Linked DNA regions of Homo sapiens: all the other regions are linked to region 1. A link is a contact called in ENCODE Hi-C or POLR2A ChIA-PET data. All regions are on one chromosome and are shown on one strand. The core of a region is the stretch at or near the end of the contact, and the rest is flanking DNA. Distances in the headings are between cores, read along the strand shown. Region 1 holds the start of RELCH (RAB11 binding and LisH domain, coiled-coil and HEAT repeat containing). Region 2 holds the start of NARS1 (asparaginyl-tRNA synthetase 1). Region 3 holds the start of MALT1 (MALT1 paracaspase). Region 4 holds the start of SEC11C (SEC11 homolog C, signal peptidase complex subunit).

Region 1 (7,851 bases), core at 5,111-7,610:
TATAGAAGAAAACTTTCCTGGTTCTTATGTCACATATATTCTTCTAATAGTTTTAGATTTTTGTTTTTTACCTTTCATTATTTAAAATTTATTTGTGTTGGTTTGTGTCCTCTGAAACAAAAATAATTATTTGTATATGGTGTGAGGTAGACATCAGCTTATGTTTTTAACCAGCTCACAAGTATTAGTACTGCTACTAGTGTAGAATTTACTATGATAAAATTACACATCAGAAAGAAAAAGGTTTTAAACCTTTACATTCAAATCTTGGCTTTTGCTATTTGTAATAATAAAAAATTGGAAACAATATCTAACCATAGGGAACAGATAAATTGTTTATTCATAATGAAATACCATATTTCTGAAAAGGATACATCTCATAAATATCAGTATTAATAAAAAAAATTTTAAACATCTATTGCCCTTTTCTCCCCAACACAGTCAAACTTCTTGAAAAGGCTGAATGTGACCTCTTTTTTTTCCTGACCACCTAAATCTCAAACAACTTAAACCTTATTGTCATTACTTCATAAGAAAGTAAAGACAGTTAACAGTGCAAAATCTAATAGCTATTTTTTAGTCTTCATTTTCTAAGCAACCTAAGCTTCCTGGGCTAAGTCATCCTCCCACCTCAGCTTCCCAAGTAGCGGGGACCACAGGTGCATGTTTACCACATTCAGCTAATTTTTGTATTTTTTGTAGAGCGGGGGTCTTGCCATGTTGCCCAGGCTGGTCTTGAACTCCTGGGCTCAAGTCATCTACTCACCTCGGCCTCCTAAAGTGCTGGGATTACAGGTGTGAGTTGCTGGGCCCAGTCGCCTTCTCCTTTTTATTTTTATTTCTTTTTAGACAGAGTCTCGCCCTATCTATCGCCCAGGCTGGAGTGCAGTGGCGCGATCTCGGCTCACTGCAACCTCCACCTCCCGGGTTCAAGCAATTCTCCTGCCTCAGCCTCCCAAGTAGCTGGGATTACAGGCACACAGCATCATGCCCAGGTAATTTTGTATTTTTAGTAGAGACAGGGTTTCACCATGTTGGCCAGGCTGGTCTCAAACTCCTGACCTCAGGTGATCCACCTACCTCATCCTCCCAAAGTGGTGGGATTACAGGCATGAGCCACCATGCCCGGCTGCCTTCTCCTTTTTAATAGGCTGTTATCACTTGGCTTCTATGAACATTACTGCTTTCATTTTTCACCTACACCTCTGACCAATGTTGAACAGTCTCTATCTGATCACTAAATTTTGGAGTTACTCAAAACTTGGTCCTCAGCTGTCTTTTCTTCTCACTCTATACTTTCTATCCTGGCAAGTTTCATCATATCTGTGGCTTCAGTTATTACCTAATATGCAAAAGCCTCAACAAATTATAGCTCCAAATCCACATATGTAACTCGAACCTTTATAAATCTACATGGACGTTTCAAAGACACTCAACTAAGTAGGTTTAAAACCAAATTCATAACATTTCCCATGAGCCTTGTCTACTACCTACTAAATCCTTAGTGTTCACAATCTCAGTAGGTGGCACCACCTTCCCACCAAGTATGTAAGTCTGAGAAATAGGCATTGTTCTTTACACCCTATTCTTCCCCTTTATTTAATCTAACAATTGTCCACTTTGTGTTTCTTGAATCTGTTCATTTGTCTTAATCTCCATTGACACCTCTATAATTTAAGATGTATACCATCTCTTATGCGAACTACTGCAATGCAGGAATAGGTCACCCCTATATACTCTAACCCTTCTCTGATCCATTTCTTGCCATGTAGCCAGAGTATTACTTGCTTTTCTTTTTTCAAAAGAAAATCTGAACATCTTACCCCTTGTATAAAACTCTCCAGTGCCTTCTGTGAAGCATTCACTGTCTTTAAAGTCAAAAGACACGTTTGCAACAACACGGATGTTCCTGAAGCCTGGTATGCTAAGTGAAATAAGCCAGGTGCAGAAACACAAATACTGCATGATTTCACTCCTATGTGGAACTTAAGAAAGTTGACCCCACTGAATTAGAAGCAGAATGGTGGTAACCAGAGGCTGGGGTAGTTCCACAGCGGGGGGCAATTGTAGAGATACTGATCAAAGCATTCATATTAGAGTTAGATAGAAGGAATAAGTTCAAGAGCTCTGTTGTACAGCATGGTGACTCTAGTTAATGATGATATATTGTATTCTTGAAAACTGCTAAAAGGGTAGATGTTCAAATTTCTCATCACAAAAATGATAACTATGTGTAAGGTAATGCATTTGTTACTTAGCTAGATTTGAGCATTTCACAATGTATATAAACTGAAGAACATCATGTACACAATGAATACATAAAATCGTATATTAAAAAATAAATTTAAAAATGAAGTCACAGCTGGAAAAAAAAAACTCTCCAGTGCCTTTTCACCTACTAATCTAGACTAAAATCCTTAATGTGACTAACAAGGTCTTTTATAGACTAGCCTCTGCCTTCTTTTCTAAACCTGTCTCATAGCACTCCCCTTTACTTTGTAACATCTCACATCACTGGCCCCTTCTTTTATTCAAGTATCCCACTGCTATAAGACCTTTGTAGGCTCAATTCCTCTCTGCAGAATGTACTTGCAACCTATCTTCCACTCTCTCCTAACATTCCATTTCAAGCATCACTTCCTCAGGGACTATGCAGGTGAAGTCAGAAACGAAAACTTTTACTTCAGTTTGTAATTACATAGCTTTGTCTACGACTATTTGAATTAATGTCTGTCTCTGTCACTTCACCACAATTCCATGACAGCAGGACGGGGCATCTCCAACACCCATCAGAGTCTTATGCACTTAGTAAGGACTCAAATGTTTGCTGAATAAATTATTTAGAATTATCATTTCAAGGGTAAATGCAATATGCACTACAGCCACTAGAGGATGCCCTGCTTCTGTTTTTGTTCCTCCAGAACAAGATGTGAAGACTGAAAATACTTTAAAAAAAAAAAAACTAAACCTTTTATGATAAAGTAATTTACTATTAATGTAAATAAAATTGCAGTTATTACAAAATATCAGCATTCACTAACTACTTATTTTAATTAGTTTAATTGCTTAATACTAAATATTACTTAATACTTCTCTTTAAAGAAAATCACAATTTATTCAGATTTATTGAAAAAGAAATACCTCCAAAACAAACACATAACTATTAAAATTTTAAAAAGATATATGCATGTACCAATACAAGTTATCTAGTTTATCTGTGGATGTTTACCACACACTGAAAAACAATAAAACATGAGGTATTACTAAAACCTCAAGTCAACCAAAACTTGCATTCAGAATATTACTTGTGGTTCTTTTAAGACTATTAAAACCTAAAATAATTTTTTAAATACTAAAATGATTGACGTGCTTTGAAAAAAGGCATCTTTTACATCTTCATTGCTAAGGCACAAGCTTTAATAACTATCATTAGTCAGATGAAACATTAGTTGTAAGGGCCTAGATTAATGAAAATCTTACTAAGTAGAAAGGAAATTTCCCAACACTATTAATAATACATTATTATAAGTAGTGATCGGTAATTTTTAATATTCCAGTGTGTGTTACTTATACATTATTCACGAATAACCAAACCTCTGTGTATTGTGGAAAAGAAAAGTACATACTGGGAAGACTGGGCAGTTGATTTCTAATGGGCTTACAAGATCAAACACACAAGTTCATGGTTATAGGATAGGAGGCAGAAATAGAAGCAGAAAACCACAGATTTGTATGGGAAGAATTCCTCTACATGCAAGTTCTTACAACTCTGAGGAAACATTTTAAATCTATTTTCAACTTGTGTTTTAGAACTGAGACCCCAAATTAAAGATACTCCCTTCAGCCCTACTGACTTAATTGCTTTTTCAGGCTTGCACTGCCAAAACGATTGATATTAGTTTTATTTTTAAACACTTGTCAAATGTTCTCAACACATACTAATATTTCAATAATTAATAAGTGACCACAGTAATAGTTATTGTGTAGCAGGTACCAGGCACTGGGACAAGAACATTCTCAATTCTGTGTACTTTCCTTATCCCCTTTGATAGACGAATGCAAGTGAGGCTGAGAAGTTAGGTAACTTTTTCAAGGTCTCACAATAAATAATGAGTAGAATTGGGATCTGAACTTAAGCTTTTCTATCTTATAAGCATAATCCTCTTCAGGAATCCTAAATGCAGGAGATTTCTCAATTTCCCAATCATGGAGATGGAAATATTGTATATAAACAATCCATTTCTAATCATGCCCTTCCCATGCCATTCACTAATCCTCCATTCCTGGATTCCAGAAATTGGTTCCATTTTAATCTCTCTGGAAAATCCAACTAAAATACGGATCAGCAATCCCTTTTGCTAAGAAATCTCTAACAGGATACAGTATTTGCCATTTCAATTCTATTTGGGGGGATTTTTTTCCCCATGTTTTACTTTTAATATATGGCACAGAAAACTATTTATCATTAAAACATTGGGAACTAATGTCCTATAAAAAAATAGTTTAAATTCTTGGTACTTTTTTTTTAAACTTCTAGCAAAAATAAAATTTTAAAAACCCAAATCCCCATTCAAATGAAAATTTTAGTTTATTGAGCCTGGGTATATTGAAATTAAAGCCTACTCTTAACTGTTGGCATACTTTTACATGTAAACCAATAACCTGACCTAAGGTTATGTAAGAATCGTCTATTTTAATTTTTCCATGGAGCTAACGGGAGATACTTTACTGTGGAATGTTTACTACACACTGAATGTAATATGTCACTTACCTGTACACTAAGAAAGGAAATCTAAAGCCTGGAAAAGTGGTCATTTGTGTGTGAAAAAAATAGGAGCCATAAGAAATAGCAGTCTAATTGTATTGACTGGAAATTCCTTTACCTTTTCAGATCATAATCAAGGAATGACATAAAAGATAAACGTTGATCTTCTAAACTTAGGATATGTACTTTATATGCTAACATTTCATCAAAAAAATCAAAACTCTCTGAAGCATTCAACTTTTAAAATAGTTCTAAGTTCCAAAACCTTGATTCTAGCCTGCATGAACGAGTCAGAAATGTTGCAGGAGACAGTGGATAAAGAATCGTTTGGGACATAAGAGAAATGATGTTAATTCCTTTGACTCCTTATTAGCGGAATTGATTTTTTTTTTTTTTTTTTTTTTTTTTTGAGACGGAGTCTCGTTCTGTCGCCCAGGCTGGAGTGCAGTGGCGCGACCTCGGCTCACTGCAATCTTCGCCTCCGGGGTTCAAGCGATTCTCCTGCCTCAGCCTCCTGAGTAGCTGGGATTGCAGGCTTGCGCCACCACGCCCAACTAATTTTTGTGTTTTTAGTAGAGAAGGGGTTTCACCATGTTGGTCAGGCTGGTCTCGAACTCCCGACCTCGTGATCCGCCCGGCTCGGCCTCCCAAAGTGCTGGGATTACAGGCGTGAGCCACCGCGCCCGGCGTGGAGCTGATTTTATAACAACCACTCTTGGCTTAAGTTTACTTATCTGTCTACTGGTGAGACAGCATTAGATATTCTGAAGGGTCCCTGTTGTGTAAATCGTGTATTAAATCCTAAGCGTTTATTGAGTACCTAACAATTTGTTTTCCAACTCGACGATGTTCCCAGATCCAGGCAAATGCCAACCTCAGCGTTCCCTTTTCCGTTTAGTCTCTCCAGCCCCCGTCCCCACCCACAGGCAGGACCACCTCCGGGGCTGAGAAGTCGTGCTGTCGCTAGGCCTCCCGAGTGTGCAAGCATGTGGCAGAGAAGGGAAAAGAAAGGAAGTCACATTCCGACTACAGGCCTGGGCACTTGCTATCCATGGGGACAAAATGTCACCACTGGCAGCAAATAGCGAGAAAAAGTGCAGCGCAGTAGGGAAACAGCGCGTCCGCGGGCGCGACACCACAGTTTGGGCGCCGACACCCTCCGCGCACTGGTCCCTGAACTTTACCTGGAGCTTATCCCGGTCAGGCCTGATCTCGAAAACGAGGGCTCCTCAGCGCGAAGGCAGGACCCAGCTCCATTAAAGCTCTCGGGCAGTGGTCCCCTCTACCCACTGAAGCGATAGCCGGGAGGGTATTCCTAAGCCACCACTACAACCACCCCTCAATTCCGGAACGCCCCCAATACCTGCCCGGCCGCTGCTGCTATCGCGATAATTCTCGGGCCAGTCTCCCGTCAGTCCGCTCCACGCCTTCCTTCTCTGACCAATCATGGAGGAGTCGTGGGTGGAGTTTTGCTTTTGAGCGGAGAGCGGGGCCTTCAATCTTTGCTATCTGGCGCTGGGAATGGGCGGAGCTGAAGTGGGCTGGGGCGGGGCTGGGGCGGGGCTAGATCGGGGAGAGGGGCAGGGGCACGCTCCAGTTCTCGCGAGACTGGAGACCAGGAAGACGCCTGCAGAGCCGGGCTGCTGGTGCAGCAGAGGCTGAGGCATCAGGTGCAGCTGCATCCGGATCTCCTGCCTTGGAGCGTACTCCTTGTCTCTAAGTCGGGAGGCAGGACGTGGTCAGGCCGGGGCTGTGGAGGTGCGCTGTGTCCCCTGAGGCCTAGAGGATTCGGGCTGCGGCCCGTCGGAACCAGTCAGGGAGGCGCCCACACTCCTGACAGGATAAGATGGCGGCGATGGCGCCTGGAGGTAGTGGCAGTGGTGGCGGCGTGAATCCATTTCTCAGTGATTCGGATGAGGACGATGACGAGGTAGCTGCAACAGAGGAACGGCGGGCAGTACTTCGGCTGGGCGCCGGAAGTGGCCTAGATCCTGGCTCTGCGGGCTCGCTGTCGCCACAGGATCCCGTGGCCTTAGGAAGCAGTGCGCGGCCAGGGCTCCCTGGGGAGGCGTCGGCGGCTGCAGTGGCCCTGGGGGGCACCGGGGAGACCCCGGCCCGATTATCAATTGATGCGATCGCTGCTCAGCTGTTGCGCGATCAATACTTGCTGACCGCCCTGGAGCTGCATACCGAGCTGTTAGAGAGTGGCCGGGAGCTGCCTCGGCTGCGCGACTACTTCTCCAATCCAGGCAACTTCGAGAGGCAAAGTGGAACCCCGCCGGGGATGGGGGCGCCAGGGGTCCCTGGAGCAGCCGGCGTTGGGGGCGCTGGAGGTCGGGAACCGAGTACAGCGTCGGGCGGGGGACAGCTCAGTAAGTGGACGCAGCCTGTCACACTCCGGCAGGGTATTTGGGATTGTACGGAGTTACTGTAGGGGAGAGGGGGTATTTCTGCGTGGGTCCCGATAGGGACATTTTAAGGAACGAGAGTATTGGGGTGGGGGCGCTCTTTTGCGGTGGAAGCAAGAGGATCAGGCAATGACTGTTCTCTCTGCCTGCTTCCAACCCTTGGCTGGTGTTGCACTTGGCTCCTGGCTCCCCTACTGGTGTCAGTATCTATAAAATATCAAGAGTTTCTAGTTCACTGGCTATTACGGGACTCCAGAAGGTTCCCTTTTATACTAGTTTATTGCTTTAAGCATTTTCCTTTTTCTCCAGTTACCTGAATCACACTACCAGGAAATAGTGTTACCTGAATTGCCTGCAGTAGTTCTTTGAGTCTGAGCCAGGAGAGAAAGAATAGGACACACTGCTGCTGTCTCCGAAAAGTCAGATGTACTTAAGACCCTTTGTCTTTGGGACGACTTTTTCACCGCCAAAATTGGGTTTTCTGCTGCACAAAATTTGTTCTGTTGAGATAAAGTTGATGTAATTCAGTTTCAATGCCTTAATTTAAGTAATGTCCAAAATTACAGGAAATCCAAGGAGCAAGGCAGACAGGTTCTACCAGCAGTCTGTCTCACCATCCCACCACCTTGCAGGCTTTTCTCTTTGCATTAGATAGGAATTGACCTTTTTACCTTGGAA
Region 2 (7,851 bases), core at 1,740-4,239, 4.6 Mb before region 1:
AGCCATGAATGCGCTACTGCACTCCAGCCTGGGCAACAAATTAAGATCCTGTCTCAGAAAAATAAATAAATAAGTTAAATTAAAAACAAGTACCCATGTATGACACACCAAAGTTTATAACCATATGGTATGACCTAAAAGAGAGGAGAATGCTCCCAGATTAGGACTTGATAGTAACTATAAATGTTGTAACACAGTTAACAAAAAAAGGGGATGCACAGAAAAAGGAGTGTCAAGGCACTGCTTTTCCTAATACAGTTCAAAGAAGGAACTTTTTTGTTGTTGTCGTCCAGGCTGCAGAGCAGTGATGCAATCACGGCTCACTGCAGCCTCAACCTCCTGGGCTCAAGTAATCCCCCTATCTCAGTCTCCCGAGTAGCTGGGGCCACAGGTGCATACCATACCACCATGCCTGGCTAATTTTTTTTTTTTTTTTTTTTTGGTAGTTGGCTGAGTGTGATGGCTCACTCCTATAAACCCAGCACTTTGGGAGGGTTAATATCCTGTCTCTATTTATTTTTTAAATTAAATTTATTAAAAAATTTTTAAGAAGTTAAATTTTTTGTAGAGATGAGGGTCTTATCATGTTGCCCAGGCTGTTCTCAAACTCCTGGGCTCAAGCAGTCCTCCAGCCTCAGCCTCCCAAAGTGCTGGGATTACAAACGTGAGGCACCAAAGCCCAGACCCAAGGAAGGAACTTTTAACCATCTTCCTTATGTGGCAGTTATAGCCAATGGATTCTAGCATATGAGTTCAACAGCTAAGTCCATGGTCTATTTTAAGAAGGTTGTCTTAGGCCACACTTTACTCTGATATAATCAACTACCTAACACCCATGTTGTGAGTCCAAGCCCTTTTTTTGTTTTTTCTTCTGAGACAGGGTCTCAGGCTAGAGTGCAGTGGCGCAATGGTGGCTCACTGCAACCTCCACCTTCCAGGCTAAAGAAATCCTCACCTCAGTCTCCGGAGTAGCTGGGACCACAGGCACGCACCACCATGCTGGGCTAATTTTTATGTTTTTTGTAGAGCCAGGATTTCACCAAGTTGCCCAAGCTGGTCTCAAACTCCTGCGCTGAAGCAATCCACCTGCCCCGGCCTCCCAAAGTGTTGAGATTATAGGCGTGAGCCACCACACCAGGCCTGAGTCCAAGCTCTTGACAAACCCCTTTGAGAATGAGCTAAACTCATTCAAGGATTCTAGATCCTGAGAAATAACAGCACTGTTAATTCATTAACAGAATGTTAATAAATTGGCATTCTAGCTTGAAGCTCCAGACTCATGAGTCAGCTCTGACAAATGAATCCATTCTTGGTGGTCTTGGAGTCAAATCTCAGGATCACACTCTGGATTGTGGTAAATTCACCAAAAGCCCTCTCAGGAGCCCCCTGGTCATGAGCTCACTGTAACTGAGGAAAGGTAACTTTTATCTTTACAAGAATTGAAAACCCAGCAATCTGACTCAATGGAGAGAAAAATTCCAAGAAGCAATGCCATGTGGTAAGAAAGAAGAGACCTTTTTTCAAAATGTTAAAAAGTAAGTTTAGACTTTGATCATCTAACAATCTTAAAGTCACATATCTGTATGCATTCCTTACTTTCCCTTTTCTGAAAATTCTCTTTGGAACCTAGTGTTTGAAATTAAGTTCTTGGCAAGTCACAAGAAAATTGACATAACTCATTAATAAATGCAGTCTCATTTTCCTAATGAGAAGAGACTCTACCTTTAGACCTGTTTTAAATGGTTTCTCCTTGGTTCCATCTCCCGTGGCATCGCTTCCCTCTCGGTCAGAGACGTACAGCTCTGCTGTTTGACAAAATGAGGGTAAGTTATGGTCTGGCCATTAACTATTAGTCACCTTACTACTTTATTCATTCCTTATCTTTGTAAACAGAACAAGCATCGATTAATAAAAATTGAGGTCCATAAGTAATTAATATCCTAGTTATTTCCCCACTCCATTTCAATAACATCCATCTCATAAAAACATTAGTTAATAATCCAGGTTTTCAAAATGAACTCTGATCATTTTAATTTGTGATATTTATTCTATCTAATTGGGCACCCAAAAATAAAATATGGGCTTTGAAGTTGATCAGACATACGCTGGAATGTTGGATTTTGTACCTTAAAAGGCAGGGTGACTCTGGAGAATTTACTTAACCTTTCTGAGCTTATTTCTTTACCTATAAAATAGGAAAAACAATCCCCATCTTGAAAGGCTGTGCTGAGGATGAAATAAAATAACACATACAAATCAGATATCCCAGTGCCAGTTTTTGTAGAGATGGCAAATAAACACCAGCTCCCTCTGGACTTTAAAGGAAACAGAAGCTCTGAGGTTAGAAAATTTCAGAAGGCCTCACAACTAGTAGGTCTGAACAGTTAACATCCATCCAGGTCTCTCTCTTTTTTTTTTTTTTTTTCCTACTGCACAGTATGGTCTCCCCGGAAACCTCAATAAAAAAATGAGGGTGGGAGAAAAACAACTAGAATCCTAAAGCCCCTTCCTGACGATCACTTTGAAGAACTGCAGGAGTAGGGGCTACCCTGTGTCTGAACCCGTCCCAGCGCCTGAGTCTCAGCGCAATCGGGAGGTTTCGCAGCGGGGCAGGGGAAGGGCCCGGAGCCACCGCCATCGCAGCCCGGGGGAACGACGGACTCGGGGAAGCCCGGCCTGGCCCTTCAAGTCCCGGGCCCAGCAAAGGCCAGCACCCTCCCTCCCTCCCTCCCTGCAATCGGTCCCCAAACATTCGCGGGGCGCCCACTCTGGTAGGCACTAAGGAAAGCGCCGAAACCCGACTGGAGCAGAGTTCCTGCCCCAGGCAGGGAACACCGCGCCATACACTGAGTCTCACCCACCTAGCACCATGCCTGCAGTGGCCCTGGTCACCTCCAAGGACACAGACTGCAACACCGACGCCGTCTTATGACTCCAACGTGCACCGGCGGTTTCCGCGATTCCGGCGTTGCATCAGAGAGCGTAGATCTGAGGGCGCCTGCGAGAATCGGCCGAGCGCCGCGGTTCCATTGGTTACGAGAGGTGGGCGAGCGGCGCCGGGGCCGCCATCTTTGGTGAGGGCAGAGGCAACTTCCGGATCCAGAGACGCCCCGCCCCACGCGTTTGTGCAGCTCGGAAGGCGCTGCCTGTCCCGGAGCTCCGCGGCCCTGGAGACCCTGGCACAGTGTCACTTTTGCACCCTTCCTTCCCCGCCTCCCCAACTTTCCTTTCTGAATCTTCCAATTCCGCCCCAGCTGGAGGCGTGCGGGTCCTCTTGCAAACCAGACCAAGGATGTCGCCCCGATCCCCAGATGGTGGAGGCTGGTTGAGTTCATGTCACCAGCAAACACCGCGCCAGCTGCGAGACGGGGTGCGCGGCGGTGGAGGGGACGCAGCGGGTTGCGTAAACTTCCTTTTTTTTTTTTTTTTTTTTGAGACGGAGTCTCGCTCTGTCACCCAGGCTGGAGTGCAGTGGCGCGATCTCGGCTCACCGCACCCTCCACCTCCCGGGTTCAAGCGATTCTTCTGCCTCAGCCTCCCGAGTAGCTGGGATTACAGGCCTGTGCCACCATGCCCAGCTAATTTTTGTATTTTTAGTAAAGACGGGGTTTCACCATCTTAGTCAAGCTGGTCTCGAACTCCTGACCTTGTGATCCGCCCACCTCGGCCTCCCAAAGTGCTGGGATTACAGGCGTGAGCCATCGCGCCCGGCCAGATGCGTTAACTTTCTAAACTCCGTGAGCCAGCGTCCCTCGGTGTTCAGGAGAGGAGCTATGGTATATGTTCATTTAAAATTGTAAGGATTACCGTTAGGAAGGCCATAATAATGTGGTGGAAAGAACGAGGGCTTCGGAATACAAACCTGGGTTCTGCCTTTTACTAACCGTGTGTCTTCAGATAAATTACCTAAACTGAATGAGCTTCATTCAGCGAGTTGGGACCGATTGCAGGGAGGGAGGGAGGGTCCTGGCCCTTGCTGGGCCCGGGACTTGAAGGGCCAGGCCGGGCTTCCCCGAGTCCGTTGTTCCCCGGGCTGCGATGGCGGTGGCTCCGGCCCCTGCCCCTGCCCCGCTGCGAAACATCCCGATTGCGCCGAGAGTCAGGCGCTGAGAGGGGTTTATCTGTGTCTTCAGATAAATTACCTAATCTGAATGAGCTTCAGTTTTTCTATTTGTGAAAGATGATATAAATTCACTGCCCGGGCATGTAAGAGGTGCTAATAAAGGGTCTGTCATCATTTTCAACTTTTTTTTACTTTTTTGGTGGGCTTTTTTTTTTTTTGGAGACTGGGTCTTCTCTGTTGCTCAGGCTGGAGTGCAGTGGTGCTATCATAGCTCACGGCAGCCTCGAACTCCTGGGCTCAAGTGAGCCTCCCACTTAAGCCTCCCAAGTAGCTGGGACTATAGGTGCACGCCACCACGCCTGGCTTATTTTATTTTTATTTTTGTGGAGATGGGGGAGGGGTCTCCCTGTGTCGCCCAGGCTGGTCTCCAACTTCTGGGATCAAGTGATCCTCCTGCCTCAGCCTCCCAAAGTGCTGGTCTTACAGGCGTGAGCTACCACGCCCAGCCCATTCTCAATTTAGTGGAATACCAGAGTTTGTCCCTGAAGCAAAAGAAAACCTTTTTTTTATGAGAGGTCCTCAAAAAAATAACTCTATATATAGGTTCAGGGCCCATCAAGAATATGAACCAAGTCCGGGCACAGTGGCTCATGATTGTTATCAATCCCAGCACCTTGGGAGGTTGAGGCGGGTGGATCACTTGAGGTCAGGAGTTGGAGACCAGTCTGGCCAACATGGTGAAACCCCGTGTCTACTCAAAATACAAAAATTAGCCGGGCGTGGTGGCACGCGCCAGTAATCCCGGTTACTCAGGAGGCTGAGGCAAGAAAATCACTTGAACCCAGGAGGCGGAGGTTGCAGTGAGCTGAGATCGTGCCACTGCACTCCAGTCTGGGTAACAGAGTGAGACTCCATCTCAAAAAAAAAAAAAAAAAAAAGTACCAAATACTATTCCTAAGGAATATTTCACCCAATTTTATGAACTTTCCCTTTTCCTCTTGGCTGAATGTTTTCTGTTGGCTCATGGATTAGTATCAATTGCTACAAAGCAAATTTTCCCAAACCTTAGCAGCTTAAAACCCCGAACATTTATTACCTTAGCAGTTTCTTTTGAGACAGTCTCAGTTCTGTCGCCCAGGCTGGAGTGCAGTGGCGCGATCTCAGCTCACTGCAACCTCCGCCTACCAGATTCAAGAGATTCTCCTGCCTCAGCCTCCCGAGGAGCTGGGATTACAGACGTGTGCCACTACGCCCAGCTAATTTTTGTATTTTGAGTAGACATGAGGTTTCACCATGTTGTCCAGGCTGGTCTTGAACTCCTGACCTCAAGTGATCTGCTTGCCTCGGCCTCCCAAAATGCTGGGATTACAGGCCTGAGCCACCATGCCAGGCCCTACCTTGCACAGTTTCTGATGGTCAGGAATAAGGTAGTGGGTTAGCTGGAGGTTCTGGCTCAGGTCTCTCATGAATCATGCTGAGGGCAGGGTCTGTAGTCATCCGAAGGCTTGGGTGGGTGGGGATCTGCCTCCAGGCTCACTCACAAGCTGTGGTCAGAAAACCTTTCCTTGCCAGGTGGGCTCCCGATAGAGCTGCTAATGACAGCCGCTGACTTCACCTAAAGCAAGTGATCAGAGAGAGAGAATATTAGTTACCTTTTATTTTATAATAAATTACCCCAAAACATCAAATGGCATTTGTTATCTCACATTTCTGTGGAATAGGTATCTGGGCACGGTTTAGCTGAGGACTCAGAGCTGAGTCCTTCCAGAGGCTGCAGTCAGCTTAAGTTGAGATTCTTAAGTCTCACCTGGAGTGGATCCCCTTCCACACACACTCAGGTGGGTGTTGGCCAGAGGTCTCCCTCAATTCTTTCCACACGGGCCTCTTGCTTGGCTAAAGCCAGCAACCAAGATGGAAGTTAGAACCTTTAGTTGCCTAATCTCACAAGGGATATATCCCAATACTTTTGCCATATTCGATTAATTAGGATCAAGTCACTTGGTCCAGCATACACTCAAAGGAAGGGTATTACACACTGGCATGGATGCCAGCAGCTGGGAATCATGGGCCATCTTAGAAAGCTCCCCACTGCAGTGACCAAAACTGAGGCTGCAGTGCCTTTTCTAACCTGACTTGTTAGGTGAAATGTCATTGTCTCTGCCATATTCTACTGGTCACACAGACCAGCCCTGGAGGTGAATGCCAGGAGGTGTTGCTCACTGGGTACCATCTTAGAGGCTGCCCACCATAGCCTGTCCAGATGAATTTCTCCACTTCATCCTGCTCCGCCCCAGAGGCTGACTCATGTGAACCACATCAATGGGCTCCCTCGTTCTCTGACTCCTGGTCAGCTGCAGCCAATGGGGAACACTTGTGGAAGAACAGAGGTGGGATGTGAGGTTGGGGTCCTTATTCCCGTAGCTCCTCATTGTAGGCTGGCTGCATCCTCACTTGAGGGCCACCGCTCCTGCCAGGTGGCACTGAGAGATTCATCTGAACTGCCCTTGGTGAATTTAGTTTCATCTGATCGTTAAAACTGAATTTACTGGCCAGGCACGGTGGCTCACCTTTGTAATCCCAGCACTTTGGGAGGCTGAGGCGGGCAGATCACTTGAGGCCAGGAGTTCGAGACCAGCCTAGGCAACATGGCAAAACCCCGTCTCTATTAAAAATACAAAAATTATCTGGGTGTGGTGGCATGCTCCTGTAATCTAGCTACTCAGGAAGCTGAGGCAGGAGAGTTGCTTGAACCTGGGAGGTGGAAGTTCCAGTGAGCCAAGATCAGGCCACTGCATTCCAGCCTTGGTGACAGAGTGAGATTCTGTCTCAAAGAAAAAAAAAAAAAAAGTGAATTTACAAAGCAACATTCTGTTGTGAAATAAAAAGTGTACATAGGACTGTGCAAGCAGGTTGTACAAGAGGGTCATTTAAATTCCTACCCCCGCCTCAGTCTACACCTATAGACTCATAGGATTTCTCTATGTCAAGTTAGTGCAGGATGGAAAAAATGGGCCTAGTGTTGACATCTGCATAATATGCTGGCACATGCCAGATATGAACAGCCATTCTACTCTAGCCTTACTTAGGAGAAACCCTAAAAAGACAGTGGGGAGGGTGGGCAAGGTGGCTCACACCTGTGATCCCAGCACTTTGGGAGGCCGAGGCGGGCTGATCACCTGAGGTCAGGAGTTTGAGACCAGCCTGGCCAACATGGCGAAACCCCATCTTTACTAAAAGTACAAAAATTAGCTGGGCATGGTGGCAGGCGCCTGTAATCCCAGCTACTCAGGGGGCTGAAGCAGGAGAATCGCTTGAACCCGGGAGGCGGAGGTTGTAGTGAGCCTAGATCACGCCAGTGCATTCCAGCCTGGGCGACAAGAAGGAGACTCCGTCACAAAAAAAAAAAAAGAAAGAAAGAAAAGAAAAAGAAAAAAAGAAAAAAAAGAAAAAAAAAGAAGTGGTGAAGGGAAGTCATCTCAGATGGTGGAACTCTGAGCACTGTGCCTGGTTTTCCACTTCTCAGCTAAGTAGGGATGGCCTGAAGGACCAGGCTGGCAATAGTGGCTCACGCCTGTAATCCCAGCACTTTGGGAGGCCTAGGCAAGTGGATCACCTGAGGTTGGAAGTTCAAGACCAGCCTGACCAACGAGGAGAAACTCCGTCTCTACTAATAATACAAAAATTAGCTGGGTGTGGTGGGGCATACCTGTAATCCCAGCTACTCAGGAGGCTGAGGCACAAGAATCGCTTGAACCTGGGAGGCAGAGGTTGCAGTGAGCCAAGATTGC
Region 3 (7,851 bases), core at 1,614-4,113, 3.5 Mb before region 1:
ATGCCTTTTTTTTTTTTTTAGACAGAGTCTTGCCCTGTTGCCCACACTGGACTGCAGTGGCACAATCTCAGCTCACTGCAACCTCCGCCCCCTGGGTTCAAGTGATTCTCCTGCCTCAGCCTCCCAAGTAGCTGGGAATACAGGCGCGTGCCACCACGCCTGGCTAATTTTTTTTGGTGTATCTTTAGTAGAGATGGGGTTTCACCATGTTGGCCAGGCTGGTCTTGAACTCCTGACCTCGTGATCTGCCCGCCTCAGCCTCCCAAAGTGTTGGGATTACAGGTGTGAGCCACCACGCTCGGCCATGAATGCCATTTAAGCCACATAACTCCTGCTTCCTTTCCCTCCATTGTATACAGATCCAAGGACCAGCAGGTTTTCTCCTGCACTGAGTCTTTTAAACCCTGTCCAACTGTGAAATAATATATCATTCTGGCGTTTTTTTTTTTTTTAGTTGGAGTACCATCTATAGTTAAACTGTATAAAGGAAAAAAATCCTATGAGTCAGTTTCCAGACCTATGAGTGCTTTGAAGATTACATCAATGGAGTTCCATATATTGAAACCACAAGCTTCCTGCCAATTGTCTGGATTTACAAAGATCTATTTCACTTTGAACTAATGAGGAAGAACTCCCAAGGCTATTATCTATAGACATGCATGAACTTTTAAGGGACATTTAAAAGCCAGATCTTTACCCCCAATTTTTCTCCTATCTTTATATAAACATAACGGTTAATATAGAAAAGAAAGCTGAATTACTATTTACATTGTTCCCAAAATTGATGTAGCAGTTTTAAGAGTACTAATATACAATGCACATACTTCTCCCTGACGCTATATAACACTATTAGGTACTATTATTTTCCACTTTTTACAGGTGTGGAAACTGAAGCTCAGAGAGGTTAAGTAGATCACCTAAGTTCCACCACTAGACTAGTAAGTGGCAGCAACATCAAGTTTCCAATTCAGGACTAACTTTAAAGGTCACATTCTACTATACCATTATGCCCATAAGAGAACCACAGGAGTGAAATTATGTCATAGAAATATTAACATTTGATTGAGGAGAGAAAAAGACCAGTCAAAAAAGGTAATGTCAGTTTGGGTAGAGGATGGAGGGTGGCGGGTAGTGACTGGATAGGGTATAAAATTGCTAGGTGGAAAAAAAGGTTGGGAGTAGGGTAAAACGAGGGAGGCAGTCACTTGGGAAGCCAGGGTGGGGGCGTACAACTCGAGGTCAAAACAGTGCCCAGCTGAGCTATATTGGCTAAGAGTAAATAACACTGGCACCCATTTAACTCGTATGCACACGAGAGGTTGCATAAGCAACGCTTTGTACATGGCAGACTTTTCTAAGAAGTCTAAATTTAGAAGACCTCTGTTGAATTTAAATTAAAAGGCAGGATTCCAGTAAAGACTAGAAGATTTTATTTCCATAATTGGCACATGCAGGTAACAGATCCTCAGAAAATATTTGTACAGTAATTGAGGACAAAACAGGAAGGCACCTGAAGCGGTTGGGAAAGGCTTGCCAAGTCAAACTGAGTATGAAACGGCACTTGTATGTGTAAGGGTAATAGCATTTACTGAGTCATCTACGATGTGCCAGTTACCGAGTTAAGTGCTTCACATACATCAACTCCTTTAATTCTGGCAACAACTCTATATAAACTGTATTGTCAGTCCTGTGTTAATAGATGAGGCAGAGAAATTAAGAAACTTATTCAAGCTCCTAACACTTGAATCGAGCAGATCTTTCATGCTCTTAGCCATCTCACTGCAGTCTGAATTCTTAACTTATGCTAGAGTGAAGTTTAATGACTGCTTGTGCTAGAATGTGGTGGAGACTGTATGGCGCACCTACCTCGCCAACATGTATAAGAATATAGGTATCCAAATTACTGGTCAGAAAATCCTGCGGCCTTGGGTGATGAAAAGCTAATGGCAACAGAAATTGGGCCAGGAAGCCTCGTGTAGGGAACTACCTGACTGGTCACATTTCGTAAGTTACTTCCTTTTTGTCCCAAACGAAGCCATAGTTTTCAAAGGGATAATGGCCTTGGATGTTGCTAAGATTGGCAGAGAGAGCTCAGGTGTCGTCCATTCCGGATCATTCCAGGGAAAGGCATCCTCTACAGGGTTGCCTGCTTTGATGACGGAGATTGCGGGCGGCAGTCTGACGCGGTGTAAACCAGATGATTCCTGCTAAAAACAATCATTTCCAAGATCTGATTAGCCCTAAATATGCCACAGCTCAGTTTGCAAAGTAGTAATTGTTTAAAAGTCTAGGCAAAGATTTTGGCCAATTCCAACTCAAGTATCCGGATCTCCAGCACTACTTCCCTCTAGCAATGCCATACACATCTAACCCTAAAACGAGGAAGCGTCCGCTGAGGTTGCCCACTGCAGGATGCTGGTGTGTCGCCGGGCACATGAAAGTCCCTGAGTCAGGGGAGAGCGCTCGCCGGGGACTGCGGGCGGGAGCCGGCGACTGAGAACCGCTTGCCCCGCTCTCTGGCGTGAGTACGCAGGCCTCCTCCCACGGTCTCAGGAAGCCCAGACGCCGCAGGCTTCCCCGCCGTAGAGGAGCTGCCGGGGCGTAATTCCTCCACCGCTTCCTCCTCCAGCTGCACCCACCCGTCCTTTCCTGCTCGGGAGGGCTGGGTTTGAAGCGCGCGCCACGGCCAGCCCGGGACCGCGGGGGAGGGCGAGGGAGGCGCGCAGCCGCACGCACGCAGTAGGCAGCCCCGCCCCGCCCCTCGAGGCCCAAGGTCCCGCCCCTCGAGGCTCCGTGCCCCGCCCCCCGGGTGCCCCGCCCCTTTGCGCGGCTGGCGCGGCCAGCAGGCCAGGCTCCCCTCGGCAAACCTGTCTAATTGGGGCGGGGAGCGGAGCTTCCTCCTCTGAGGGCCGTGCCGCGCTGCCAGATTTGTTCTTCCGCCCCTGCCTCCGCGGCTCGGAGGCGAGCGGAAGGTGCCCCGGGGCCGAGGCCCGTGACGGGGCGGGCGGGAGCCCCGGCAGTCCGGGGTCGCCGGCGAGGGCCATGTCGCTGTTGGGGGACCCGCTACAGGCCCTGCCGCCCTCGGCCGCCCCCACGGGGCCGCTGCTCGCCCCTCCGGCCGGCGCGACCCTCAACCGCCTGCGGGAGCCGCTGCTGCGGAGGCTCAGCGAGCTCCTGGATCAGGCGCCCGAGGGCCGGGGCTGGAGGAGACTGGCGGAGCTGGCGGGGAGTCGCGGGCGCCTCCGCCTCAGGTGAGCTCAGGGCCGCGGCAGGCCGGGCGCGCGGGTCGAGCGGGGTGGGCTGCGGTGGGGAGGTGGGGGCGCTGTCGGTGGGGCTGAGCGCGGCGGGGGCCGCCGGCGTGAGTGAGCGGAGGTGGGGAGGACTTCGGTCATTGAGGCGGAGCGGAACTCAGCAGCTCCCCGGAACGCCTGGGGTTTGAGAGCGGGGCCCAGGGCTCTGGAGGGTGGAGGCAAAAGTGGCCCAGCGGCTGCCTCGCTCCCTGTTCCCACCCCCGCCCCTGGTGAAAGGGAGAAGTCGAGGTTGACCCCGGAGGATAGTGAGAGAAGGAAAGCTGTCAGGGGACCCCTAGGATGGGGCAGTCATCCAGAGGACTTAAAATGCAAAAGAAAGGGATGTGGACACTGCTCTGGGAGACCTAAGGAAGGCTGGGAAGAAGCGCAGGCGAGGTGATGAATGCAGAGGGTGGGGTGCAGGAATTCATGAACATTTTGCAAGGTATTGGGAAAGACTGACGCCGAACTCATCATCTCCCTCCATCAAACCAGGTTACCACGTTCTCTTCTTGACTTCACCATGAACATGAAACTCGAAGTAAAACTATTTTCCTTGTTAGGTTTGGAATGGCTGTATTAGGGTTCCTGAAGTTTTGGTCTCGAGACTCCTTTACCCTCTTAAGAATTATTGAGGACCCCAGAGAGCTCTTATGTGGGTTAGAGATAATACATACATGTAATACATACTGATATTTACCACCTTTGAAATTAAAGCTAAGACATTTAAAAAATATTAATTTATTTAAAAAGAATAACCCATTATATGGTAACAGAAATAATACTTTCGTGGAAAAACAAATTTTCCAAAACAAAAAAGTCTATTAGAGAAGTGGCATTGGTTTTCATTTTGAAGATCTCTTTAATGTCTTGGCTTAATCACAGAGCTGGATTCGTTTATGTGCTTCTGCATTCAGTCTGTCGCACTATTACAGGTCACAGAACGCTGGAAACTGCAGTGTCCACTCCTGAAAGAATGAATGAAAAAGCTAAATAAAGTCTTAATATTGTTATGAAAAATCTTTATGACCTTGTGGACCCCGCGAAAGGGTCTCAGGAACTGCACTAGGGGTTCCCAGACCCCACTTAGAACCATTACTTTATACCATTGTTGTAACTTTGGCCTGCCTTTGAACCCCTTAGCAGTTTTTTGAACTTCTCAAATGACAAAGATTTGTCTTACAGTATAATTATTTGTACACATCTTTATAAATGCCTTAAGAACAAAAACTGTCTCTTAATATTCTGTTATGTATAGAGGTTAGTAAATACTTGATGAGAGGAAAGTCATTCATTCAAAATGGTATTTATTAAGTGCTTATTATTTGCTAGAAATTTTAGAAGATAAAAAACTAACAAATATTCAATTCCTAATCATAAGGGTTTATCCAGGAATGGACTATTATTTGGGGACCTTTACAATAACATATTAAATGCTGTGTTGGGTATGAATGATAATGGATTTTTATCTTTTATTGAGGACATGGTATGTACCACAAAATATACTAAATGTTTACATGCTGCTGCTGCTGCTTCATTCTTCTTTATTCTTCTTATTTTTGCATTATCTTTTTTTTTTCCGAGATGGAGTCTTGCTCTTTCGCCCAGGCTGGAGTGCAGTGGTGTGATCGTGGCTCACTACAACCTCCGCCTCCCAGGTTCAAGCAATTCTCCTGCCTCAGCCTCCTGAGTAGCTGGGATTACAGGCGTGCGCCACTACAGCCCGCTAATTTTTTTGTATTTTTAGTAAAGACGGGGTTTTGCTGTGTTAGCCAGGCTGGTCTTGACCTAAGGTGATCCAGCCGCCTCAGTCTTCCAAAGTACTGGGATTACAGGCATGAGCTACCCTGCCTGGCCACATTATTTTCTTAAACCCTCCTGACAACTCTTGTTTCAGAGTTTGGGATTGAGGCAAAGGATAATAGTGACTTGGGATTATTGCTTGTGCAAAGGAGTAATGATGTGAGGAGGGAATAACTAGCAAGGCCTAGCAGAGAAGTGGCATAATTTTTTTCTGTTCTAGGAAAAACACGTTGGGCTTTTGGATATGCAAAAAAAACAAATACAAAATATTGTTATGCTAGGTACATAAAATTTTGAATTTCTGGACTTACCATAATGTAAAAAATTGTCTTTGGGGGCAGATCTCCAGAGTATTACGGTGCTAACGAGTACTCTGGTTAGGGAAGGTTCTGGGCTTCCTGAAGAAAGCCAGGTATGGAGGACTCCTACATGGCCATGAAGGAGAGAGAAGAAAGTCAGCAAGGCCCTGCCAGGGAAGAAGCGTGGCTGCTGGAATCCAAAAGCAGCGGATACTTGATGTTGGGTGTTGTGTTTTCCTCGCCTGCCTTCAGTCAGTTTTTGTTAAAGGCTACAAAATGGTCTTAGCTTTGTTTGGGGGAACTAAAGGAAATATTTGAGGCCACTTTTCTGTGGAGTCACACAGAGAGAAGGGGACAGTTGCCTAACAAGAGGTGGCAAGCACAAAGGGCATGCAGTTGTGGAATCTGAGAATTTGGGGTGGGAAGTCTGATGAGAGGCAGATGAGTTTCACCTGTCTTTCAAGATGGTAAAGATTAGTTTTGAGGAGGTTGGCTGGGGTGAGAAGGGTTGGAGAATTTGGGAACGTTAAGCTCATCCCTATGGAGATCAGAAGAATTAAACGGACTTTTTTTCAAAAAACAGCACTGGGAGCTTGGGGGCTGGACAGTGAAGCAAGGTCAGCTGGGGATGCTTACTCTATTTAAGACAAAAAAGTTATTGTAAAGTGATTTCATGCTGTTGGGAGAAGATCTGTGATACTAGAAGGTCCTAAAGGTATTTTTTCTCTGGTGCCAAAGACAGGAATTATAGTGTGAGTGTCTAGTCCGTGTGGGTGACAAGTCCCACGAGGCTGTGAAGTGCTTTCTTCAGTCACTGGATCTGCAGCCCTAGAATCTCGAAATGTTGCCCATTCTGTTTCTTTTTCTTCTCTTCACTTTTTTTTCTGACACTTTACATCTTTCCTCAAACTGGGTGAAAATTTAATAATACAAATAAGTAAACCACAAGAAAAGAGCCCGTTCAAACTGTCTACAAGAGATTAGAAATAATTGTAAATGTTTTCATTGCTGATGACTCAGAGTAAATCCTTGTTGATAGCTTAGTTCCCCACAACCATGTACATTTGGGAATGTGCTATAGTCAGACCCGGCCCTGATTCCATTCAAGACTGACCTGGACACCCTTTGCTGTTAGTGTAGATAGACACAGACTCTGAGGGTCTTGCCCAAGCTATGTAAATTCTTTGGTGGCATGGAACATCTGAGCCCTAAGGATGGCAGACCTTCCAGGAGGTTCTAAATGCTGCCTAAAATTCTGTTAAGTAGGGAGCTTAGAAATGGGGCTGTGGAACCTGGACCATGGAAAAACAGTCATTGCATACCTGCTGAGTAGAAGGTGCACTTTTAGCTGCAGAAATCCTGCTTTCATGCAGTTTATTATAGGAATGAGAACGTGTAAAAGGCTCTAACAGAAGGTTTCCTCCCAGCCTGGGAAACATACTGAGACCCTGTTTCTACAAAAAAACAAAAAATTAGCCAGGCATAGTGGCACAGGCCTGTAGTCCCAGCTACTCTGCAGGCTGAGGTGGGATTGCTTGAGCCCAGGAGTTCGAGGCTGCAGTGAGCCTCAACAATTATTATTGAAATTCATTCAGTAATCATTCATTTATGAATAATTAATATGGACAAGACAGAATTTTATTGATTTAGGTATTGTCAACCTCCAGCATGGTCGACAGAGAAGACCTTGTCTCTAAAACAAATAAACTAAAAAAGGTTTCCTTCTCGCCCTCTTGGTCTTATCCTTCAGTCCCATGACTTTACATTTATTTGGGTTGATTACTCCTAATTTCTATTTCCAGCCCATTTCTCTGCTTTGAACTCCTAGATTCACGTATGTAAACACTTGTTTGCCATCTTCTCTTGAATGACTAAGACACGTCTTAAATATAACATGTCCAAAATTTAACACGTCTTCCCTTATAAACCTCTTTCTTTCAGTTTCTGCACCCTCTGGTTGTTCAGTCCAAAAACTTCGAATTCATTCCTGACTCCACTTTTACACACAAATCGTTTTTGTCAGCCCATCCTTCCTGCTGTACCTTCACTATATATATGTAGAATCCAATGTCCACTGCTGGCACGCTGGGCCAAGCCACGTTGTCTCTCAACTAGATTATTCCAGTAGCCACTTAACTTCTCCCTGTTTTGCTTTGCTCCCACCCCAGTCTGTTACCAATATAGCAGTAAGAATTATTCTTTTAAAACATCACATCAGGTCTTATTCCTCCTCTGCTCAAAACTCTCCTATTGTGGCCAGGCGTGGTAGCCTCACACCTGTAATCCCAGCACTTTGGGAGGCCAGGGTGGGAGGATTACTTATGCCTAGGACTTCAAAACCAGCCTGAGCAACATAGATAGACCCCATTAAAAAAAAATGCCAACTCTCCTATTGTTTTTCCATCTCAGAGTAAAAACACCATTAGCTACCAGTTCACTCTTCAACCTGATATCTTCTT
Region 4 (7,851 bases), core at 1,789-4,288, 3.0 Mb before region 1:
TGTATCCAAAATGTTTAGGCATTATTTTTTTGGAGTAGTTTTAGGTTTACAGCAAAAATGAGTGGAAAGTATAGAGATATACCCATCTACTCCTGCCCCCACACATGCACAGCCTCCTCCACTATCAACTTCCCCTGCCAGAGTAGTACATTTGTTACAATTGGTGAATCTACACTGACACATCCTTATCACCCAAAGTCCACGGGTTACATCAGGGTTCACTTTGGGGTTGTACAGTCTATGTTTTGACAAATATATAATGATATGTACTCATCATTATAGTATCATACTCTCCCCCCTACCCCCGGCAACCACTGATCATTTTACTGTCTCCATAGTCTTGCCTCTAGAGTTCACGGGAAGGAGTACTTCACTGGGGAAGAGGCCACCAGTGACAGAACAAATGAAGTGAACATTCTAGTTCTCTTAATTACTTATGTCCTGGATTAAGAAAAAAATATTAATAGTAGCCATAATTCCTCCTACTGGTTCTGAGAGTCTATTTTGAGTCAGATGGGAGGTTTTTTTTGCATATTATTAATACCTCACTTGACTCTCACAACATCTCTTGCCTTTTTCAGTATGCCATGTAGTTGGGATCATACAGTATGTTGCCATTTCAGATAGACTTCTTTCACTTAGTAATATGCAGTTAAGCTTCCCTCCTGTCTTTTCATGGCTTGATATTACATTTCTTTTTTGCACTGAATAGCATTTTATTGTCTGGATATCCTGCAGTTTATTTATCCATTCACCCACTAAAGGACATCTTGGTTGCTTCCAAGTGTTGACAATTATGAATAAAGATGCTAAAAACATCCGTGTACGGGTTTTTGTGTGGACATCCGTTTTCAAGCTGGTATTTGGGTAAATACCAAGGAGTGCAATTGCTGCATCATATGGTGAGAGGATGCTTAGTTTTGGAAGAAATTGCCAAACTGTCTTCCAAAGTGGCTGTAACAAATACGGTTTTTATTTGGTGGATGAGCAAAGGGTTCATGGAGGTGAATAAATTAGTCTAAGACTGGACAATATGCAGGGACTTCTACCCAATGTCTTCCTGTGTTGCTTCTCACCCAATGCTCAACCTAAGCAGGAGCCTGGAGGCTGGGCCAAAGGTTCTGATGTGAAGATATCACACTGGGTTCTAGGTTTATTGGTCACATTTTGGACCCTTACTCTATTCCCACAAACCTGTTCCACCCACAGCTTTCCTCATTGAAGTTGAGGGGAACTCTACCCTTCTAGTTCCATAGGTTAAAAACCCTGGAGTCAGCCTCAATCTCTTTTCTTCTTTCACGCCCTATATTTATTCTTTCAAAAAATCCTGAAGACTCTTTCTTCAAAATGTATCCAGATTCTGAACCTTTAGTGCTGCCACCTTAGTTCCAGCAATTATTAGTGGCAGGGTTAACTATCACCATATCTTCCTATGTACTAAGCACTGTGTCTTGCACTTATAATTTTATACATCTGATATTTGGAAGAATTTTACACAGACTAGCTTCTGGATCTGTACATTTCAAACCTTGTTTTTCCTCTCCATCCACTTATTTCCAAGGTCAAGTGCTGCAGAACACTTTCATATCAGATGCCACTTCCAGTGGGACTTCCTGCCACGGTGCCAGGTGAGTTGGCCCAGTGGATGGCAGTATTCCCAGAAGCCATTTTTTACACGAGGATGGCAGGAAAGACCATGAACCACATAAATAAATTCACTAAACTCAAACCAAATGTATCTCCAACTCGTTTCCTCCTTAGCTGGATCCCCAAAATTCTCCTTGTCCCTCCAACAGGAGGGGAAATGTAATGGAGGTGAAGTTGGAATGCAAAGAAACAGAACTCTTAACCAATAGCAATTGCAATATCTTGCTTTTGAAAGTTTTACACATTCTATGGTTAAGTTTCTCCCACACCTTGGAAAAACACCTTTGCAATTGAAGGGTCCCAGAACTTACCTTTCATTAGCTTCATGGTAAGTCAGCTTCTGGTATATTTTAAATTGCAACCTGATCCTTTCCCCCAGACCTCCCCATTCAACTTATCTGCTTTTCCTGTTGTCATAGCACCTCCATCCTTTAGGTACCGTATAAATTATCCATTATGTCTGCCTTCGGTAGAATATAAGCTTCATGAGGGCAAGAATCTTTGCTTGTTTTGTTAACTGATGTTTCTCAAGTGCCTAGAACAAGGCCAGGTGCATGGTAGGTGCTCCATAAAGATTTGTGGATAAATAAATACAATAAAGAATGCATAATGCATACACGAGTGAGTGAATGAACCAAAGGTAATCTAGGATCAGAACTGTGATGATCTAGGACTTCTAAATTTAAAACTTTGAGTTATATTCCACTCATTTCCACTTAACCTTGGCCATGTCAATGAACCTTTCTGGGCCTTTGCTTTCTCGTGTATGAAATTAGGTGGTTATGTATTCATTTAATTAATATCTATTGCAACCCAATTATGGTCAAGGCATTCAAAGATACTTCCTTGCATACAAGTGGTACCACTCAAAATGCAGAATTCAGCGGCCTCAAAAGTCCCGCCTCTTCCAAGCCCCGCCCACCGCAGTCCATCTTTAGGCCCCGCCCCAATTCGGCTCAGCCCGCCCCAGCGTAGAGGCACCACCTTTCCTCGCTGCAGTCATCCAATAGCCAAGATACACGGCTAGGTGATTTGCGAGCGGGAGTTAGGTGTCCTCTTGGCGCCTGACCAGAGTCGGGAAATTCAGCTCCTCTTGAGTAGTCCCTTCCCCGAGTTGCCCCCCGAGGTATGCGGGGTCACTCGCTGCTCGATGTTCCCTCCGAAGGGTCGGACAAGGCTCCGGAGCCCTGTAGCTGCCCTCCCTAGGAGCCCCGGGTCTTCACTGGCCGAGGTGCCCACCCCGCAGCATTCTGGGAGTGGTAGTTTTCTTCCTTCAGGTTCATTCCTGGCTGGCCAGTGCCCAAGACTGGCGAGACTACGATTCCCAGACGCCCAAGCGAGTCGCCGGTCACGTGGCCGCAAGGACGCTGGGCCGGTGGGCGGGGGCCGGCAGGTGCTCCGCAGCCGTCTGTGCCACCCAGAGCCGGCGGGCCGCTAGGTCCCCGGAGACCCTGCTATGGTGCGTGCGGGCGCCGTGGGGGCTCATCTCCCCGCGTCCGGCTTGGATATCTTCGGGGACCTGAAGAAGATGAACAAGCGCCAGGTGACGGAGGAGGGTGGTGAGCGCGCCGTGGCCGGGACCGCCTGTGCTAGCGGGGAGTCGGGGCTTCCCAGTCAGGGCTCCGGCTCCCAGTGAATGCGGCCGGGCGGCCACCCGAAGCTCCCGCGCTGGGCTCTCAGGCCCTGGGTTCTACGCCTACGTGTGGGCATGGGTGTGCACTTCCTTGCCCTGACAAGAGCACAATTAGGGGAGGGTGCAGGAAAGGGGAGAATAGAAACCCCGTGCCATGGAATGTCAAATGTGGTTGAGAATGCCACAGCCACGCTTGTGGGAGAGATGACTCGGTGAACGACAGCTCTCTGAGCGTATTTGAAGGGCCACCCGGTGAAGAGGGAACCGATTTCTCTGTGGGGCTTCAGAGGCCTGACTGCCGGCAGGTGGAAGAGGCAGAAAGGCAGGCGAGAGGGAAGAACTTTCCTACAACGGGAGCTGTCCAGCGATGCCTCCCAAAGCAGTTTCTTCCCAGCCTGGGCAGTTGTTTTTCCCCTGACCGTGGGTCGGGACTAAATAATGCTCCTTGTGCCTAGAGAGCTCACAAGCTGTGCGCAATCATTGTGGACTCAACCAGTGTTCCCAGCGAGATTCCAGAAGCCTTCTCTAACTTCTGAGATGGCTGCACTCTGAATATAGGAGGCAGTGTAGGGTCTTTGGGCAGCTGGGGTGGTTGAATTCCCTCTCCTTTGTGAGAGGACCTCAGAGGAAAACGTTCCTCTTGCTCTCTTTTTAGCCACTTATTGGCCATCATCACTGTCTTTGGGGCCTTATCTCTTCACTATAAGGTTAAGAGTGAGTAGGGATTGGAAAGGAAGCCCTCTCAGTCAGGAAAAATACGACTATGTAGGCTTCTAGGTAGAGAATTTGGGGGACCTGTAGGACCTGAATATCACGGTGGATACTAATGCCACTATTGCTACTAATAAATTGTGCTAAGAAAAATGGGACCTTCCAACCAGGGAGTTTTGATTGTCTTTGAAAATGGTATTAATCCTCATTATTTTGATGGCATCCAGTTTCATTTGCTCCATCATGTTGAGATGTGGGGTGGTGCCCATGGGAGGTCACAGCTTACTCCTTTAGGCATACGTGTTTTTCCCCTCTCACTCTCCTCCCCCTTCCCCAAGTAGAATTTCAGACTAGTGCAGTAGTGTGGGAAAGTTTGATAATTTCTATTTCATCAACCGTGTTTAGGATGTGGTAGTGTCTAGGTGTGCAAAGCTGATGACTCCTGTTTCTGGAAGATGAGTTGTAGTAGAGATTATCACCAGCTTAAAAAAGTAACTGCTAATGTCCTGAGCATTGATGCTGTTCACAAGAATATCCTCCAGGAAGCAGAGCTTTGTTTAAAAATCTAGACTTAATGGCTGGGTTTTTAAAGTGTCTCTAAAATTGGTACTGATTACTGATGGCTATAATTGCAGACTGTCAGAAAAGGCCCTCTGATGAGTGTATTGATCCCTAAACCAGTTTGCCCTTTGAAAGATCAGTGTGTTTTTGCTCTCAGCGATAAGGCCTGCCAGTAGCTGGCTGTATTGCCTGTTTTGCTAGTCTTCTAATTAAAATTCAGCAAGCTCAAATCTACTGCTTCTTGGTACTTTTTAAAAAAGCTTTGTCTTTTTTTTTTTTTCTCTTCTTCCCTCCAAAATAGCATCTTATGACACTTTGTCAGGCCTGCATGCTCCACCAGTCTTGAAAGCAGGACCTTCTTTCTCTGCTGCCCCTGCTTACTATTAAAGCAGGACCCACATGCAACACAAGGGCTCTTTGTTTCTGCAGTGAGGAAGAGAGGAAGAAATACAGCTACTGGCAGTGCTGCTGCTGTCAGCCAGAATATTTGATCTGAAATGTTTGCTTAAAACTCTTAGACATTGGCTGTTTCATCATTGGTTGACAATGACTGAGTATGGACTTAGTTCTACACTCTGCTGTGAGCATTAAGTGCTGAGCATACAAAGTTGGTAGGCAAAGGTGAACAACAACAAAAGCACCTGTGAAACATGGTGGTGGTTTTTTTTTTCCAGACCGCAGTCAGCTTGTCAGTAGTTCAATCAAAATTACTTTTCTGGATTCCAGGATTTTATGCCTAGAATCTGATTCGTAGGTTTCTTAAAGTTAAGGTGTTAAAAGTGTGATCTGTGGTTTCTTAGTTTGATTTTTATATTTTTGTGTATTTGGACATTTCCTTAGCAGGTAGATGGCTTGCTCAAAGGAAGTTTTTTTGAGGAATTGATTTTGCTTTCCCTTAATGAACTTTTCAAGCATGGGAAATTATACTGGAAAATATATTCTTGGTACAAGTTCTTTACTGGCTAAGTGGCAAGATTTTATCGGGGTGGAGCCAGATGACTTGAAAACTTGTCTGAAAACGGCAATCGTTGTTTAAAACCATGGTTTGGGGCTTTCCTCATCAGATCTGTAATTCATAATGAAACAGCGGTTATTTATCAAATCCTTTAAGTCAGGCAGAGCCGGTGGGGAGGTTTTTGAATGTAAATTCCAGTGAACAGCTTCTGCTTTAGAGTGACGTGACTTGTAAGGCTGATTTTACTTTAGAAGCAGTGTTTTGTTGTTGTTGTTGGAATCTCAATATTTATTGAATGAAGACATGAATGTTTTATCTCTTCTAACGGCTCACTTCTTTGCATTCTTAAGTATTTGCTTTGTGATCTTTGATTTTTTCCGTTATGCTCTTTGAGCTTATGGTGAAATGGTGTAAAGGCTTTGATTGTTTCATGGCAACTTTCTGGTAAATATTCTTCATTTGATGAGGGATAAAAGACTACATATTGGGTACAGTGTACACTGCTCCGGTGACAGCTGCACTAAAATCTTAGAAATCACCACTAAAGAACTTAATCCATGGAACCAGAAGAAGCAATGGTTTAACATATTATAGCCCAACACTTTGTCAATGTCTGCTTAGCACTCCAGTTTCCTTTTTCACTCTCCTGGGAATATAGTGATAGTTTCATAATTTGCTATTGACACAGTAGCCAAGTCGCTTTTAAAAATGGTGTGTAGGCTGAGTGCAGTGGCTCACGCTTGTAATCCTAGCACTTTGGGAGGCCGAGGCGGGCAGATCATTTGAGGTCAGGAGTTCAAAACCAGCCTGGCCAACATGGTGAAGCCCCGTCTCTACTAAAAATATAAAAATTAGCCGGGTGTGGTGGTGCACACCTGTTATCCCAGCTACTCGGCAGGCTGAGGCAGGAGAATCACTTGAGCCAAGGAGGCGGAGGTTGTAGTGAGCAGAGATCGCGCCATTGCACTCCAGTTTGGGCAACAGAGTGAGACTCCATTTCAAAAAAAAAAAAAAAAAAAAAAAGTGTGTAACTTTAATGTTGAATTATATTTATTTTCCTATTTTGATTTATTGCACCAAAATACATTAACAATTATCTTAATTCATTTATGTCCTCACTTTCAGTTGTATCCTTCATTATTGCCTCAAATTACCTATTTTTACAGTTTTAACATTAGCAAGAGACAGTTCTGAGCTCTGCTTTTCCTACATCAGTCAGAGTTTGTTTTCAGAATAGAGAATAGTTTAAAGAAGAAAAGTCAATGACTCATAATTTCACTATCCTAAAATAGCCTCTCTTAGCGTCTTGGGGCATCTCTTTGTATTTGTTTTATCGTTTGGTGAGATCCTACTGCAGCTTACATTTTTCACTCAACATACTGTGTTTGGTCATGTCATTAAAGTTCCTTTTTATTTTCCTCCCCCAACCCAACCCGCTTTCTCCTCCACTCCCATTAAGTTCTTTATGCATTGTTTTAAATAGTGGAGTAATCTGCCATTTTCTTTTTTTTTTTTTTGAGATGGAGTCTTGCTCTGTCACCCAGGCTGGAGTGCAGTGGTGCAATCTCGGCTCATTGCAACCTCCGCCTCCCGGGTTCAAGCGATTCTTGTGCCTCAGCCTCCCGAGTAGCTGGGATTACAGGCACATGCACCACCATGCCTGGCTAATTTTTGCATCTTTAGTAGAGATCGGGTTTCACCATGTTGGCCAGGCTGGTCTTGAACTCCTGAGCTCAGGTTATCCGCCCACCTCGGCCTCTCAAAGTGCTGGGATTACAGGCATGAGCCACACTGCACCTGGCCCCACTTTCTACTCAGTTATTTCCATATTGTTGCTCATTTATTTCCTTTTCCACATTATTAGAATTAAGACTGTAATAAATGTCTTCGGGCCATAATTCTCAACCTGCCTTTAGTTTATACTGAATTCCTAGAAGTAGGATTATGGGCCAAGAGTAACCTCTTAATACTAATGCCAAATAGCTTTCAGAATGGTTTATCAATTTGTATCCCCATCACAGTGTATTCTTGCTAGCACTAAGTATTAGTATTAACAACAACAATAAAAAAACCAGACACTTTAAATTTCTTAGGCAAAGGCTAGGTGTGGTGGCTTACGCCTATAGTCCCAGCACTTTGGGAGGATTGCTTGAGGCTAGTATGTTCAAGACCAGCCTGAGCAACATAAAAAGACCCCATTTCTACCAAAGAAAAAAATTTAGAACTACCCAGGCATGCCAGCACATGCCTGTAGTCCAGCCACTTGGGAGGCTGAGGTGGGAGGATCCATTGAGCCCAGGAGTTTGAGGCTGTGGTGAGCTATGGTTGCACCACTGCACTCTAG

Evidence for each region. Hi-C counts contacts between places; a loop is a spot of excess contacts on that map. ChIA-PET counts read pairs that join two places held with the same protein, here RNA polymerase II (POLR2A). Pooled maps may share reads with other maps.
Region 2: a loop to region 1 is called in a map of CD8-positive, alpha-beta T cell, with 9 times the contacts of the local background. The contact joins the promoter of NARS1 here to the promoter of RELCH in region 1. A Hi-C loop is called at or near these places in 3 of 168 maps with a recorded cell type or tissue (CD8-positive, alpha-beta T cell and naive thymus-derived CD4-positive, alpha-beta T cell) and 7 of 50 pooled maps. POLR2A ChIA-PET finds 5 or more read pairs at or near these places in 1 of 52 experiments (T-cell).
Region 3: a loop to region 1 is called in a map of CD8-positive, alpha-beta T cell, with 13 times the contacts of the local background. The contact joins the promoter of MALT1 here to the promoter of RELCH in region 1. A Hi-C loop is called at or near these places in 2 of 168 maps with a recorded cell type or tissue (B cell and CD8-positive, alpha-beta T cell) and 9 of 50 pooled maps. POLR2A ChIA-PET finds 5 or more read pairs at or near these places in 1 of 52 experiments (activated CD8-positive, alpha-beta memory T cell).
Region 4: a map of natural killer cell shows a loop between it and region 1 (19-fold over the local background). The contact joins the promoter of SEC11C here to the promoter of RELCH in region 1. A Hi-C loop is called at or near these places in 4 of 168 maps with a recorded cell type or tissue (CD4-positive, alpha-beta T cell, CD8-positive, alpha-beta T cell, naive thymus-derived CD4-positive, alpha-beta T cell and 1 more) and 10 of 50 pooled maps.

What each region holds. Positions count from the first base shown.
Region 1 is chr18:62,180,895-62,188,745 of GRCh38, forward strand. It overlaps RELCH (RAB11 binding and LisH domain, coiled-coil and HEAT repeat containing), which reads left to right and starts at 6,361. Exons shown (of 29, transcript NM_001346231.2): 1 at 6,361-7,137. The coding sequence starts at 6,612. PIGN (phosphatidylinositol glycan anchor biosynthesis class N) reads right to left here and starts at 6,162. Exons shown (of 31, transcript NM_176787.5): 1 at 5,950-6,162. RefSeq lists silencers at 5,664-5,876, 6,827-7,046 and an enhancer at 6,467-6,676.
Region 2 is chr18:57,618,847-57,626,697 of GRCh38, forward strand. NARS1 (asparaginyl-tRNA synthetase 1) reads right to left here and starts at 2,990. Exons shown (of 14, transcript NM_004539.4): 1 at 2,862-2,990; 2 at 1,723-1,805. The coding sequence starts at 2,871. RefSeq lists enhancers at 2,839-3,543, 2,924-3,263.
Region 3 is chr18:58,668,602-58,676,452 of GRCh38, forward strand. MALT1 (MALT1 paracaspase) reads left to right here and starts at 2,864. Exons shown (of 17, transcript NM_006785.4): 1 at 2,864-3,251. The coding sequence starts at 3,043. It overlaps MALT1-AS1 (MALT1 antisense RNA 1), which reads right to left and starts at 3,272. Exons shown (of 2, transcript NR_164150.1): 1 at 2,868-3,272; 2 at 1,408-2,207. LOC105372146 (a long non-coding RNA gene) reads right to left here. Exons shown (of 4, transcript XR_935537.3): 4 at 4,012-4,258. It overlaps LINC03110 (long intergenic non-protein coding RNA 3110), which reads left to right. Exons shown (of 4, transcript NR_187442.1): 4 at 455-747. RefSeq lists an enhancer at 2,183-2,442 and a silencer at 2,603-3,392.
Region 4 is chr18:59,136,846-59,144,696 of GRCh38, forward strand. SEC11C (SEC11 homolog C, signal peptidase complex subunit) reads left to right here and starts at 3,039. Exons shown (of 6, transcript NM_033280.4): 1 at 3,039-3,190. The coding sequence starts at 3,104. RefSeq lists silencers at 2,469-2,518, 2,939-3,078 and enhancers at 2,629-2,718, 2,799-2,898, 4,814-4,863, 5,682-5,781, 7,698-7,747.